2 separate regions of the Homo sapiens genome follow, and region 1 is linked to region 2. A link is a loop called in an ENCODE intact Hi-C map of the cell type or tissue named here. Cell type or tissue: Caco-2. All regions are shown on one strand. Links, peaks and the distances in the headings refer to the core of each region. The heading gives the core; the rest is flanking DNA.

Evidence for each region. Peaks named below come from ENCODE experiments on the same cell type or tissue, not always from the same donor. Only the 100,000 strongest peaks of a DNase experiment are listed, where the experiment ranks them.
Region 1: it touches region 2 in a loop (6-fold over the local background); 2 of 110 quality-filtered maps call a loop at or near these places.

Annotation. Positions count from the first base shown.
Region 1 is chr11:114,772,020-114,777,395 of GRCh38, reverse strand. LOC105369506 (a long non-coding RNA gene) reads left to right here. Exons shown (of 3, transcript XR_948042.3): 3 at 1-425. It also overlaps a transcript of NXPE2 not described here. Among named protein-coding and RNA genes, the nearest start is that of NXPE2, 96 kb to the right of the region's middle. In Caco-2, for the core only: a CTCF peak has its summit at 2,561; DNase peaks (open chromatin) are centred at 944 and 2,565.
Region 2 is chr11:114,844,549-114,849,924 of GRCh38, reverse strand. The region is part of intron 1 of LOC105369506 (a long non-coding RNA gene); the gene reads left to right. Among named protein-coding and RNA genes, the nearest start is that of NXPE2, 170 kb to the right of the region's middle. RefSeq lists an enhancer at 2,631-3,130. In Caco-2, for the core only: no CTCF peak of the experiment used is centred there; a DNase peak (open chromatin) is centred at 3,314.

The DNA of each region.
Region 1 (5,376 bases), core at 123-5,122, 72 kb after region 2:
CCCCATTTCCTTAAACATGAGAATATACAATAAATGCATAGAGTAGGGCTACAGTCCCCAAATCATGTAACAAGGTATCCTGGGTCACCATAGTGAACTCACATTCCTGTAGTATATGTTAATTTTTGAAGAGAGACACAAAGCTACTCAACTTCCACTAAACATTGAGCAAATTACTAACTCAAAGTAGTTTACAGTTTCAACATTAGATCTCACGATTTCCTGTCTGTTAGGTCATATCTTTTTGAAGGTGTGTTTTCTGTGGTTGCTGCGATAAGAAGCAAGTCCTTCATAAAAATCATTGTGAAACAAAGTGTTGGTGTCCAACATTTGAGAAGTTGTGCAGTGCCCAACAGGTGCACACAGCCCATTCGTACATAATTATTGTTTAGGAATAAAATAAAAATGTTTTTTCTTTCAGTTCATAATGTTTTCAAATGGCTATTAAGTTATTGGGACATTAATACTTATAAAGTTGTTTGACCCTAGCTATTTGAAAAAATGCAGCTGTTAGTTCTTTTGTCATGAGGGTACCATGAAAAACTACTGATAGACTAACAATGCTCTGAACCAAACAAGTGTGGGAATCTCTGGGGTAGGGTGTCAGAGGTATGCATAATCGGGGCAGACATACTAATATGATAGATATATTAGATAGACTCCCACTTAAACAGGATCACCTTGATAGGATGTAATTTTCCCCTAAGGTGATGTCATCTTGACAGATTACTTTACAATGAGTTAAGGAAAAAGGGAACACCCAGGCCCACCCAGTGCCAAACCCCACTGGGCTCCCAGCACGAAGGCTTCTCCCAGATGTGCGCACACATCCAACTGCAGACAGCCTGTCGCAGCCCAGCCCCGAGCCTTGAAGGACAGGCTTGTAATTGACAGTATCTCCGCTGCCCTCGGAGAGCACTGCCTCGAGCCAGAGGTCTCTCCACAACAGCAAAGAAAAGCTTCTTAACTTCCTGCGCTTCACGCAAGGCAAGGCCGTCTGTTATCAGCCGCAGATGGGAGCCTCAGCAGCCTCCCACTCTGGAGAGCTCGGTGGAAACAGGCTTGGCAGGTGGACAAAACGGACAAGATGACAAGTGCTGTTAAATAGCAACCCGCAGGTTGTTGTAACACATGCCTGGGACCTTGCTCCTCGTGGGCTCTCCTGTGCCCGGACACGGGGGCCGCTGGATCAGAGGATGCAGCACTCCCCATAATCCCTGAGGCTGCTGTGCAGCCACCCTCATCCTCCCCAGGCCTCTGCAGACACAGGAGCACTTCTGGCCCTCCCAAGCTGTCTCCTAGCAGATCCTCCCTTTTAATGCCCAGGTCCTCCCATGGAGAGAGATAAAGACCCACAGGAGAGGTGTTTGGGTCATAGCAGCTGATGCCTTGTGAGTGGCACTGTGCCATCCTTGCAGTAATGAATTGCATTCTCACTGTGGCCAGACTGGATTAGTTCCCACAGGAACAGATTCATTCCCCTGAGAGTGGCTGGGTTTTTTTGTTTTTTTTTTTCGTTTTTTTGTTTTTTCTTTTCTTCCAGAAGGCTGCTGGAGTTTTACCTCTTAGCAAGTATCTACCACCCTTTGACCTTCTTTGCCATGTTATGAGGCAGTGCAAAAGCCCTGGCCAGAAGTCAGGGCCATGACCTTGAACTTCCCAGCCTTCAGAGCCCTCTATTAAATAAGCCTTTTATCTGTATAAATTAAAGAGGGGAAAACCCCCACAGGAAGGGAGGCTTTCAGTTTGTTTCAGATGCTTGCGTTCACTCACTCATTCCCACGTGGGGGACACCTACATGCCAGGCGCTATTCACCTTTCTCATATCCTTTTTCTCAAGAACTCAGTGGAATGTGCTCCCTGTGCCCTGTGCACCCTGAAAGGTAATAAATGGAATGAGATGAGTGGTCAGGAGCCCTTTGGAGATGCAAGATCCTCCCTCCTACCACTCAACAGGCTGATGAGTTGAGGTTTCTAATTTCTAGAAAAGGTGTTGTCCTCTTGCCCCCCCTAACAACTGCTTTCTCCAGTCCAGGAGAGCTTAACAAAAGCTATTCAGGGCCTTATTCTCTCCTCGTCCCACCTTGAAGGCCCTGGGGTCTGTCTAGCAGAGGGAGGCAAACCCTGGCCAGCCTCTCACCCTGTGCTGCCTAAAAGCGTACGGCCTAGATCTGCCTCCTGCCTGAAGGCGGACCTGGAGGAAGGAAGACAGCGACAAGAGGTGCAGGTAGCTTCCCACTTAGGTGCACCCAGCGTCCCCTATTTGGGAGGCTTGCAGCTTGGCAGTCCCCCAGAGCGGACCCACTGCCAGAAGTATGTCGCCAGCTTCTTTCATCCAAGCCAGAGATGTCTGTCATATCGTCATCCCCCCAGCTGTAGGACTTACTATAATTTCATACAGTTCTGTAGACAGATATTGAAAAGGCATCTGGAAAAATTGATAGCATATCAAGGCAAAGATTTCAGAAAAGCCATTTTTTAAATGTCCAGCCATAGGTACCAGCGCACAGTCCTCATAGACACAGTCAAGGTCCCTGAAGGCCTGTTTCCTGATGTTAGAGCGCCCCCTTTGGAGATGATGCTCCTACTGCAACTGGCAGCGCAGGCTTCTCTCCACGCCTTGCAGGAGCTCGGGCTTGAGTCAAGAAGGGAAAAAGCAAGAGATGGGGAAGGAAAAAGGGAAAGGGCGAAAGGGGGAAGGAGAAATGAGGCTGACCTCCAGGGAGCACCTTTCAGTGGGACAAGGACCACGCCACAACACTCGGCATGCGCAGTCTCATTACGTCCTCATACACAAAATGAGCCTCCAGCCAGTTTATTAATGAAGCCATGGAGAATGTAAGGAGCCCTCCTCCGAAGGACACACAAGGAGTGGCTGCCAGGGTTACCGTCCCGGCGGATAACCAAATACGCTGTATGCAGTTTGGTTCAGGAAAATCATGACTAGCAGCCGCCTCCTTCACATCTTGCTTCACAACGGCCTTTTTCAGATTCTCCACTGAAATCACAATGAAAAGAAACAACTGTGTCCGAAGGACTAAACAAGAAGTTTTGCAGGACTTTAGATGGAAATGGAGAGTACACCTGGAGTAACAATAGTCAAGGGCAGGTTTTACAAATGTTCTTTTTCTCTGCATTTCCATGTTGTGCCTTCTCTCTGCCCTTAGTGATAGTGAACAGGTGGCAGCTGCCACAGCGTGCAAACAGCCCCAGACTGAAACTCAGAAACATGGAACATGCTCTGGTACAATAGTGCTGGGGCTTCTGCAGGGTTTGGTCAGTAAGGAGAGAAACTGCTGAGCTTCACGTTTTGATCAGTTTCCGGGAAGCAGTTTCAAGAGCAGTAGAGGCATTACCTGCCTCACTTTGGTAGGCCAACTGAGGGCCGTAGAGAGAGAGATGGGTGAGGAAATTAGCTCTCATGATTATGGAGGCTGAGAAGTCATGCGATCTGCCGTCTTAAGCTGGAGACCCAGGAAAGTTGATGATGTAGTCCAGACGAAACCCAAAGGCCTGAGAATCAGGAGAGTGAATGGTGTAAGTTTCAGTCTGAGGATAGGAGCAGACAAGAGATGTCTAAACTCAGTCAGGCAGAGAGAAGAAATTCTCCCTTCTTCCACCTTTTGTTCTACTTAGGCCCTCAACAGATAGGATAATCCTCACCCCCACTGGGGAAGGCAATCTACTTTACTCAGTCCCGATTCAAATGCTAATCTTATCTGTAAACAATCCCACAGACACACCCAGAAATAATGTTTAGTCAAATGTCTGGGTACCCTGTGTCCTAGTCAAGCTGACACATAAAATTAACCATCATACCAGTGGATGACATGAAGAGGAACAAAGAACTAGTCCAAAGTGCAGAGAGAAATCCAGGGTCCTGGGGTGAGAAGCCAAGCCCAGAAGTGGGGGGCAAGTATTGCAGACAGGAACACAAGAAAAGAAAGAAGGTCATTCTTTAGAAGGATCTTGAATGCAAACTTTGTTGAGTCAAGGGCAAAGGGGCGGGGGGTTCTTATCTGGAAGCATCTTAAAGACACAGCTGTTTGAGTTGGTCTGGAGATGGAGAGACCCAGAGGAAGAGCTATGAGTGCCCAGAATGGGGTGGGGGGGGGGTGGGAGTGGGTTGTGTAGGGCATGGGCTTGCCCCTGACTGAACCCAAGGCTCTGTCTTGGAGTCCATTGAAGGAGCCTAGGATGAGAACAGAGGAAGTTGTACACTAAAGAATCCTCTTTGGTAGGAGCATGCTTCCCTGTGGGCCTGTGTTTGAGTGGAAGCCTGGCTCCCCTTAAGGAACAGACATCAGGGTTAGTGCACTGAGATCATCTCACCTGTTCCTCTGCCTTCATACCCCAGTGCCTTCAAATCCTCTCAACCACACAAGGATGTATTCTACTTTGAGTAGTAGAGAAGGCTGAAAAGAATATTTTCATGCATGCCCTCCAAAAATAAGATCCTGGAATGCCAGGAGAAAAGGGATGAAAACAAGGTCTGGTTCAATAATGCTCTGATGAAGAGAGACAGACTATGCTGAGACGATTTCCAGGGGATGAGCCTGAAGCCTGCCTCTGTCCTCAGAGTGCTGAACCCCGCTTTCTGTCTGATGACTGTCTCCATGAGCCAAGCACATCAGTGGGGCAGGGTAGAAAAGATGGGCCTGTTTTCAGAGGGACAAAACGTAGGGGTACTTCTTCCAAAGGACCTTGCTGGGGAGTCAGATGTGGTGTTGGTGTCCATGGCGTTTCCCTCTTCTCTGCTTGATTCAGTGAGCTGGGTTGGCCTGAATAGTGTCCTAATAAAGCTGAGGTCACTATTTGAGTCCTACATGGGCAAATTAACCCTTCAAAGAAGCTAGCACTGTTCCAAAACCCTAGACACCCAGAACATCACATATTACATGTAAGATATTGAATATTAAGCAGTATTATTGAAAACGTTGCCTATCACCCAATGTCTCCTAAATGAAGTGCCACATGGGAAGTTATTCTCAGGATTTAGAATCAGAACTTTTTTTTTTAATCCCCTAAGAATAGGGGATAGTTTCCTTTTTTGCTTTAGCTACTAGGAAGCTCCAATCAGAGTCTGTACTAATTACCACGAATGTGTTAATTAATCTTTTGGATTAATATATTGGTTAACTCCCTTTTTCTCCATTCCCAACTTCCCTTTTTGTTTTCTACTTAGTTATCTTATCTTAGATATCCTTTGTTTAAGCTGTTCACGCTATCTTTGGAAAGAGAAATATTTCTACAAGGGACAAGAGACTACTTAATGGACATTTACGACCACAGCTGGAAAAGCCACACAAAGCGTCCGTTTTCATGGCAGGAGCCCACATTACATCAACACTGTCTTCGAAGATAAAGGACAGTCTT
Region 2 (5,376 bases), core at 191-5,190:
GAAATTAATGCTCATAGTTTTATGCCACTGGATTTAGGGTTCATTGTCTTATAGTTTCAAGATGCCTCAGCACACTCAGCTTTATCAAAAATGCCTGTTAGACATAGGATCTTCTGTTAGAGCCAGATCTCAGGAGACCATAGTCTGCCCTTTCACAGCACACAAACAGTGGCTTATCCAGGTCCATCATATTATTACAAAATTACTATTATCACTATTATGTAATAACTGTTTGCTTAAAACTATTTTGCTTTCAATGTATTTGAAACACTTTGCTTATCTAACACATTAAAGCTATAAAGTCATATAACTTTCCTCTCCATTTCACAAGACAGAAGATAAGCTCAGAAGACTGGACCTATGTTGAATGGTTTGGCTAGGATGACAGAGTCAGTATGAGGAAGATCTTGGACCTAAGTCTTCTCTTTATGTCACTCTTTTATCACTCTGCATTGTCAGTTGTACATACACATTAAATTGAGTGGTGACAATTTGTTAGGAGACAAAGTAGGTCTTCAGTTTTCAATCTTGCCCCCTCTGCAGCCCCCTTCAGCCCTGTGGACATGGGCCAGACACACGGCATCTCGACCTCTTGGGACGTGTTCTCAGACGGAGAAGACAGAAGTTTAACAGTTCACCCTCCAGCCGGGTGTGGTGGCTCACACCTGTAATCCCAGCACTTTGGGAGGCTGAGGTGGGTGGATCACCTGAGGTCACGAGTTCGAGACCAGCCTAGCCAACATGGTGAAATCCCGTCTCTACCAAAAATACAAAAATTAGCCTGGCACGGTGACGTGCACCTGTAATCCCAGCTAATCTGGAGGCTGAGGCACAAGAATTGCTTGATCCCAGGAGGTGGAGGTTGCAGTGAGCCGAGATCATGCCACTGCACTCCTGCCTGGGTGACAAAGTGAGATTCCATCTCAAAAAGAAAAGAAAAGAAAACAAAACAAAAAACAATTCACCCTCTTTCGTCCCTCCTTCCTCGCCCTACCCCACTGCCTACACACCTAAGAGAGACTACATGTCTCTGAACATCATGCAGTTCTATTCTGAAAGGTCAGTCCCACTGAGGGTATCCTAACATCAAATTATCTCAAGAGATGATAACAGAGATCAGCAAACTTTTTCTGTGAAAGGCCACATGTAAATTTTTGGGCTTGGGACAGCCATACAGGCTATGCAGGTGTAGGTGTGAAAACAGCTATAGACAATATGTAAACCTATAGGCCAAAAATCCCCCTTTATTTACCAAAACAAGGGGTGGGCAGAACTTAGCCCACTGGCTGTCAGTTTGCCCACCCTGGTTTATAGACTTACAGAGAAGAGAACTGAACACAAATTATAACATCAACCCTTGCCCCTCCTTTGAAGTTACACCTTCTAGTAAGGCAATAAGAATGCTTTTCCTTTCTTCCTCTTCCTTCTTTCCTTTCTTCCTTTTTCTCTCTCTTCCTTCTTTTTTTTCCTTTTAACTTCCAGTCTTTCTTCCTCCTTTTGTTATTTTCCTTTTTCTTCTTCTTCTTTTCTTTTTTACTTCTAGTCTTTCTTGCTTTCTACATCTCTTTCTTCCATCCTCCCAGCAAATATTTACTGAGCACCTACTTCACAGCCTCTGCCCTGAGCTCTGCTGACTCCTCCCCACTGTAAGCTCTAAGCACTTTGTTTCTAGCGGTGCTCCGGGGAGCGAAGAGGGAAGGGATGGGTTTGGGGGGAGGTGAAAAAGGGAGTACAATCCACAAAAAAGGGGGGTTTGCTGTAGGATCTTCAACCCCAGCAGGAGGCATAAAGGTACAGGCGTCTACTCCCGAGTCTCCGTTTCAGCATTCCTTTCATCTAGAGTAAGACTCTTTAATTTGTAAACATTAATAACCATTATTATTATTAAAAAGGAAAGAAAGTGAGTAGCCCTGTAACTAATTACTTTAAGTGTTCTCAACAAGGCACAGTTCAACTCCTTTATAAAACCACCTGCTGTGAAGACCAGATTGTCATTATGATCAGATCCTTCCTTAGACCTATTAATTTTACCCAGAATAACAGCAGAACAGATGCAAGAAGAAGGCTAGTCTGATTAACATAATTCTTTTCAAAGACCATTTCCTCCCTAAGGGCCACCGTACTGAGTCTTCTATCTTGTCTCAGATCTAATTACATTCAGGAGAATTCAGACACTGACGGGCGATCTCAGCAGATGTCACTTCTCAGATTTGAAGCACACTTCAGGATATGAAACCTTATCAGAAAATCAATTGAAATTAACAATTCCCTCTCTCTTTCTCTCCATCTCTTCCCTCAGCCAGCGCTCTCTCTCCCTGTCTTTTCCTCCCTCTTTCCCTTTTCTTTAGCCAGATTAAAGTTGTTTCCAAACACTAACCTTTCTCAGGAGGAGAGACAGCATTTCCGGGAATTCAATAAACCTGAAACTCAAACCGTTGCTTACCTTTTGAAGTGTTTTCTCGGCTTCTCCCTAGCTTAGCATAATGAGGGTGGGTGTGTGTGTGTGTGTGTGTATGTATGTATTATGAGCAGCAGTTCTTGAGGGTCTCTATAGGGTATAAAAATAAGGTAAAAACAGGAGAAACAGAAGGGCTTTCTGCAGCACATTGAAAAGATACACACCACAAGCTATCTCTTCAGTATCTGATCTCTGATTGAAACCAGAACCGATTTGGATCCCAGTGTCTCATCTTTGATGGGCAAAAGCTGCAGGTTTACAATAGAGTCTCTTGCTGCTTTTAATGAAGTATTTGACTTTTTGCCTGCTGCTTTCAATTGAGCTCTGGGAGCTTTGGATAGAAGTCTAAGGGGAGCAGCAAAGGAGTGGAGGCTAGGGTTTTGGTGCCTAGTGCCTAGGTCAAGGTATGGCAGACCCAGAGCTCCAGCAGCACCAGAACCTCCTCTCTTTACTCAGCCTCACCATTACCTCTAGTGCCTTTTGTTCAGGGATCTCAGAATATAGAAAATGAGGCCTGAAGAACCAATTACTTGAAAACCAACCACTCTTTTTCCTGCTATCATGCTTAAGCTCCATTGTAGTATGCATTGCCTTGACTCTCCAAAGATGCCTGGGTATAGGAAAATAATGCCATAGACAGGAGTATTTAAGGACATGACTGTAGGCAGAAACCATGGCCAAGCTATCTATTTTACATTTCCTGGGAGAACAATGAAGAAAGAGGTAGAAAGTGGAGCATGCACTTCTGCATTATGCATTGGCTTTTTGCGGTTTGCAGATGCTGTTCAGTGCCTTGCTAACACAGAGCACTAGGCGGCCTCCACTCCCCAAAGTCTCATTGCAACAGCTGCTGTTGCTTGGCTGGGCCTGACTCAGCGTCTCTGTGGTGGTGTTCCTCAGGGTGGCCAGCTGGGTGTTCTCTCCAGACAGCCTGTGACTTTGGCACAGGCCCTCTGGGAAGCTGCCAGAACAAGAGCATTGAAGCAGGATGGGCACTAGGCATTGCTTGGCAGGAACACTGAAAAATCTCCCAATCTTTACACTGGTGGGGTTATAGCTAGAGAGGGAAACTCTAGGAGAGGTGAAGAGAGTTATGGAAACCAGAGCATTTTTGTCACTTTCTGGCTTGCATTGTACATCTTGCTTTCGACCCCATCGAGAGTCTAGGAGAATTTGACTTTTAAATACCTGTCTATGCTATTTGGCTTTTCCATAGTCCAGCCCTGAGAATGACACCAGCATGTGCATAATTGATGAGTGAGGAGCCTGCTGGCTCCAGAGAGATTGCTCTGTCTCAGGCTTTACACTCTGAGGATTTCTAAGAAGGTTTATACTTATGCAGTAGTTACAACAATAAAACAAGAAGAAACAAACCCCATGCTCTTCCAGGGTTTGCTGAGTGAAATGTCATCATTATACAGTCTGCTGTTGTGGGAGAGTGAGGAAGCTTATTATGGTAGAAGGGAGGCCCGTGGTATGTCTGGGGGTCCATAGCAGCGAGAGGTTTCTCATACCATCTGTGCTTTTGCAAAGCTGTAGGCAAGCTAATGCATTAAGGTTAGTGCCACTGAAGCCTGCCTGGGCTGGTTAGGTGTTCCTGCAGTGCTCAGTTTGTTGCTGCCTTTGGGAAAAGAGAGCCCAACTAGGACTCAAGTGGAAGGGATGTGAGTGAGTCTCCAAAGTTCAGCCTCCACCTTGGTTTTGCTGGGTTTAACGTGAAAAAGTAGGTTCTGCTGGTATAGTTTTGGGTACTCTGAATGGAAAAATATGTTGGTTTGTGATTGCAACATCCTTATGGGCAGTCTAATCCATAATTCAATGAAAAACTAGCTATGGAGTATCTTTAATCTGTAAAAGCTTTCATTTACTCAGCATTTATTAAGCATCTACCATGTGCACTGCAATGTGGTAGATACTAGAGAAAAGTGATAAGAAATAAATCAGACATGGTCTCTGACAGACACTAAAGTAATTTACAGTATGGTGGATACACACAAACAATATACAGAAGTGGAAACAGATGGGAATGTTAATATAAAGATGATCAATTTCAAGTTTTCAAAAGGAATTATAATTTCTGTAGTATACAGGGGCTTCCTCTATTTTAAAACAACATTTTTTTCCTTAAAAACAAATAAAATATATGTTTATCTGTCAAAATGTGGAAAAATAGAAAATTCCCCCTAATCTCATCAGCCACAAATAATCACTATTGATGGTGATACTTGGATATCTCATATGAATCTTAAGCATTACAAGCTTATAACTGAATTTTATTTCTACATATACATAAACACTTAACATAAGTGTGCACACACACACAAACAACCCTGAATCAAACCCACACCATCTGCTCTATCCTCATATCATGGCAGCCTCTCAATGGCACCATCATTCAAATGGTTGTTTAACACAAAAACTGGGAGTTATTGTGAATGACTCCATCTCCTTATCTAACATCCAATTATCCACAAGTCCTTTCTATTCTAATCTACAAAATATAACTAAACCTACCTATTTTGCTCCCTCTTCACTGCCACAACCCAGCTCAAACCAACCTGCTCGCCTAGATTACTCAATACTCTTTCATTAAGCCTACCGATTTCACTCTTGCCTCCTCCACTCCATTCTCCATATCATAATTTTTAAAAAGTAAATTGGATAAAATCATTCTTCTGTGTAATACCTTCAGTGGTTTCCAGCTGTACTTAAAATCAACTTCTTTTTCTGATGATAAGGCAGGCTACATTGTTTGGATGATCCTCATGTTGAAAACAACTAAGTATAATGAATAACTTTTTTAAAAGATTCTTAAAGGCATCAAAGGGCCAATCTTATGGCAAAGAACTATTATGTCAAAATCTATTGGAAATTAAGAACCCTGAGCATCAAATGGTGTATTTTGCCCCAGTGGTATT